2 separate regions of the Mus musculus genome follow, and region 2 is linked to region 1. Evidence: chromatin loops called from intact Hi-C (ENCODE). Cell type or tissue: left cerebral cortex. All regions are shown on one strand.

Region 1 (2,500 bases):
AAGCAAGTTCAGGCTCTCGCCCTTCTGCCTCCTGCTTGTGAGACGTGAGCTCTCAGCTGTTCTGTTGCCAACACTGTTGCTCTGCCATCCTTGATTCTAATCCTCCAAACTGTAAGCCCAATTATGGATTTTCTTTTATAAATTTCCTCAGTTATAGTGTTTTATGACAGTGATAGAAAGAAAGCTAATACAAACTCGATGGGAAAAAGTTATTTTCATTTTATTGATCAGGGAACATTTTAAGGAGACCATGGTGTCCTGTGTGAACGACACATTGAATAAGCAGTAAAGAGTACATTAGAATGCCTGGCTGCCCCACTTAAGAGCTCTTGCCCTGGCCACCATCGAACAGAACTTTGCTCAGAAAAAAACATTTATTTCATCCCTTCGTTGGCTTCACTGAGAATCTTGGATCTATTCTTAGTTTGTAGATCAATTTGACTGTCTAGTCCTATTTCTGCTCAGATAGAACAAGGTACCATGAGAATTCAAAATTCCATGTGGATGGGACAAAGCTACCATCAGATTCAACCTGCCCCTTTTCAGATGGAATGCTGCAGGTCAGAGAGAAAAGCATCACAGTCATTTGTGGTGGACTCTGCATTAGAACTCCTGTTCCCCGATTCTTGAAGCCTACTCTAGTGTGCTTCCTCCATATACTACTTTCTTTGCTGTTTTAACCTTTGCTTTTAGCAACGTTAGAGGTTTATGTTTCATTTTCCTAAAAAAAAAAAAAAATAGGAGTCTGTGTGTGCTTTTGTTCAGGTTTCTGTTCTCTGTTGAAGGAACCATGCAGGGATATTTAGATAGTCTGCTCTTCTCTTTCCAACAAGGGAGGCAAATGGAAATACTGAACATTTGAGTGCCTACTCACTATCTTCCAGACACTTGGATACTTTACACCCTGCAATTCTCATAACAGCTCGTTGATGTAGCTATTATAATCTCCAAGGCACAGATGGGAACATGGGGAGAGATGCACAGGGAATTTAAAGAACTTGCTTAAGTTAAATTGCCCAGATTCTAAATGGAAGTAGGAAGACTGAAACCCAAGTATGTCTGACACCAAGGCCCATGCCCTGCCCACTGCACCTCACAGATTACAATTCCCCATGGAGGGGTGATGTGACTACCATCTGGTTAGGAATACTTCTGCTTCATTTCTTGTTATGGTAGGACTCAAGTGTTTGCCTTCACTATCTTCAGCTCCTAAGATAGGGAACTGACTTAGTTGTTGGAATGAATCTTGGAATTTCTTGCCTGCAGCTCAGGAAGAAACAGAACAGAGTTGTGTTTAAGGATGGATTTAACCCAATTCAAACAACTTTTTAAATACTTAGGAGGTATGTCACCTCGAGAGATATCTTTAAATTCATCATTCTTCAGTTTTTTTCATCTGGAAAAGGGACTTAATAACAGTGTATTCCCAATGGAAATGTTATGAACAAAATGAAATTATATGTGTAAGTCACTCAGCACAATACCTAAAATAATTTTATTTACTTCACAGCATAGAATAGCTTGTTCTGTTCCTCTATGGATAATAAAATGGTAACTGGCATTTGTTACAGGGAGGACCAACAGCATGAAAAACTATGAAGAGGGCTTTGGTCTCTCTTGATACATTAGTCAGATGTTTCTATCGCTGTGGACAAAACCCCAAGAGAGACAACCTAAGGAGTAGGGGCTTTGTTTAACTCAGAGGGGCAGAAATTCAAGTCCATAGTTCCCAGGTTTTGGAGTCTGGGCTTTAGGCATGTAGAAAAGACAACATGGTCACGAGAACATGTGACAGTCAGTGGCCAGCCTGGGCTGACTAGTAAATTCCAGATCAATTTGGGCTCCAGACTGAGACTGTTTCTCAATACAATCACATATACAATCTAACATATAAATAAATGACAAAGAATGAGACAGAAGCAACTCAGCTTTGGTGGACAGGAAGCAGATAGACAAGCGGAGAGAAGACACGCAAGATATAGTATTAACACATGCCTACTTATATATTTCATACAGCCTTTCCTCCTAAAGTTTCCAGAATCTCCTAAAATAACACCATCAGCTGGGGACCAGGTCTTAAAACTCAAGTCTTGGATAAAGAGTTCCCACCCAAGCCATCACAGGTGTCTTCCTAAACACACAGCTGTTTGGATGGTTCAGGCTTCCCAATTGTGACTCACAAATGTTTGCTGTAGTGGAATTCATTGATGATAATGTGCCAATGCAAGAGTTAATGTGCCATAAGCCATTTAGAAAGTGTAAAAAGATGGAAACTAATGCCTATGAGGGCATATACTGGGATGCAGCCATGGAGAAAGAAAGAAAAAAATAGGAAGCAGGGATTAAGCAGGAGAGTGAGAGACCATGCAAGCTCACCAGGAAGAAGACCAAAAGCTGCTAGGCTGATTTAAATGTGGTACATCTATAATTTCTACTTTAACAATGAAAAGTTGTGAGGTCTTTGAGAGGTATTTGGGGCCATGGGGGCTCTGACCTAGTG
Region 2 (2,500 bases), 400 kb after region 1:
TAACAAGAAATGTAAGCACCAAATCACTGAATATAGCAGGATCATTGACTCTGTGTGTGTGAATGTTTGTGTGTATGATTTGTGTTCAGGTTGTGTCTGTGTGTGTACATGTGTGCAGCCATGAATGTGTATGCCAACCTCAGGTGTATTGCAAGATTCATCCTTATTTTACTTTGTTAAATGGTGTCTCTAATGGTCATAAAATTTGTAAAATAGATTATCTGGTTGGCTGATCAAGCCCCAATGTCCACCTGCCTCTGCCTCTATTGTGGGGGCCTTACAATTGCATGATATCACTACTGTGAGAATCAAACTCAGGTCCTCTTGCTAGCAAGTCAAGCACTTTACCAATTAAGCTATTTATTTCTACAACCCCTTTATGCTTTGTTATTCACAGCTACACAATGTTTGTGTCAAGCTGTCATTTCAGAATTGACTAAACATGCATCCTGAAAATGTAACCCTTAATTTTTCATTATTTTTACTTTTAGAAATAGAATTTCTTCAGGCCACTTTGCCTCATTTCCAATATCTGATTCTCCTGTATTAAGGATCTTCCATTCATTTCATGGTAACTGTTGGCTTTGGTGGTTCTGAGTTATGCCAAGCATGATAGGCTTCTCTAGATACTTTGAGTTTTTGAACAAGAAGGAAGCACCCTGCCCAACTTGAAATTATACTCTAGCAAATGCTAAAACCCAATAGATTAATCATTACTAAATAAGCCATTTTCTCAGTGTTCTGAAAGAAATTGAGGGCTGTGATAAGTAATCATATAGTCATTTTAAAGATTATATTTATTATAATTATTAATTTGTGTGTGTGTTTTTGTGCCTACATGAGTTTCTGTGCACCGCATGTGTGCAAGCATTCAAGAAGCCCAGAGGAGCCACATACCTACAAAACAATGAGCCCAGGTTCTCTGAGAACAATAAGAACTCTTAACTCTTGAGCTATCTCTCCATTCCCAGGGATAACTCTAGGTGGCCTAACCCTTTTTTTCCTGAACTGTGGACTTATCAAGGTCTAAATGAGTGATAAGAAAGAACAAAGCATGACATTTCCTAGAGAATTCATATTTCTTTTAGAGGAAAGAATTTGTTTAAGTCCTGAGACAGAGACAAAAGACAGATGAGTGGAAAGCAAGTTAAAGAGTCTGGAATAGGCAGATCTAGTAGGTACTTGCCAGGCACTGAGAAAAGTAAGAGCCTTTTCTGGGGATGCAATGAGAAGCCACTGGTGAGTTTTAAGCATGGGAACAATGAAATCTGACTAGCATTTAAAAAAAACACACTACAGATGCTGTTAGGCCAAGTGAAATTTTAGGTGCCAAAGAGTGGGTGATTCAACTTCTCCAAGGCTCATATGAGTTTTATTTTTATCCCAGGATAAGGCTCCTTCTTCTAGTGTTCTGTTTCTTGTGGGAAATGTAGTTTATAAAGCTCATAAGTACTTCTCTTTCCCGAGTCTCATTTTTTTTGTGGCATCTCTTTGTTAGTTTCCACAATGAGGTTTAGTATCCCTATAAAATTAGTGATTGGTTGTGTGACACAGTGGCTTCTTGGATTTCTTAAGGACCCACACCATCCCTACAGTTTGATTGTTTGGTTAATCAGAGACAAATGTACTGTGCCTTTGAGACAAGGATGGAGTTTCTCATTTCTTCCCTGTTGTGAGACATGGATGTGCCCTGGCTGGCTGGAGCTTAGATTTATATATCTTATGTGGAGGTATTAGTCTAGAACATAAGTTATCAAATGGACACTGTTAAGGGCTAGCTAACACTTCATTCTGAGGGACCATCCTGGATTGTGCAGTATTTTTATCATTACTCTGCATTCTACGTATAGAAGCCAGCTATCCTTTTTGTGTAATCAAAATGTCTACAGACACAGAAGAGATGCTTTTGCCTCCATGCTGTGAGGCAGGGTGCAAAATCATTGACATTTGAGAACTCAGAGTCTAGAAAAACTTCTTAGTTCCCTCTTTGCACTTGAACTTTAAATGCATCAGGAACCCTATCAAAAGTCAGAGACTCTATTGCACTTTGGTATTTTGTGTTATTTACTAAGACATTTTCTGCAAAGAAATGTTGAGCTTCCCCCAAGCCCTTTTCTTCTTCATCACTATGACACCAACTTTTCCCCCTGAAGTAACTGTTATCACAAAGCAGAGTGTTATTAGCACAATAGATAGACTGAAATTTTCAACATTGATGCTCAGGGAATCAAGGAATTTTTATCCTGCAGGTAGATAATTTTTATCTGTATTTGAGTACCTATGATTCATTAAGGGAAATTATCTGTGCATGTAACTACAAAGGAATTTTTAAAAAATCCAAGTAAAGAAACCAGCTGCCACAATTTTCTTCAAATTGGACTTTCTCTTCATTCTTCTCGAATAATGTAAATAAAAGATAGGTGACTCTCACTCAAACGTCAAAATTCTGTTTTCCATATTCAGATCAAATGTCTGCCTTTTCAGGAGGATGCTTTTGGGA

The links. Hi-C counts contacts between places; a loop is a spot of excess contacts. Peaks named below come from ENCODE experiments on the same cell type or tissue, not always from the same donor. Only the 100,000 strongest peaks of a DNase experiment are listed, where the experiment ranks them.
Region 2: it touches region 1 in a loop (26-fold over the local background); 4 of 42 quality-filtered maps call a loop at or near these places.

What each region holds. Positions count from the first base shown.
Region 1 is chr5:63,497,677-63,500,176 of GRCm38, reverse strand. No RefSeq gene overlaps it. Among named protein-coding and RNA genes, the nearest start is that of Gm30837, 130 kb to the left of the region's middle. In left cerebral cortex, no CTCF peak of the experiment used is centred here; a DNase peak (open chromatin) is centred at 1,002; H3K27ac peaks cover 1,966 bases.
Region 2 is chr5:63,097,129-63,099,628 of GRCm38, reverse strand. No RefSeq gene overlaps it. Among named protein-coding and RNA genes, the nearest start is that of Dthd1, 290 kb to the right of the region's middle. In left cerebral cortex, no CTCF peak of the experiment used is centred here; a DNase peak (open chromatin) is centred at 1,293; H3K27ac peaks cover 2,007 bases.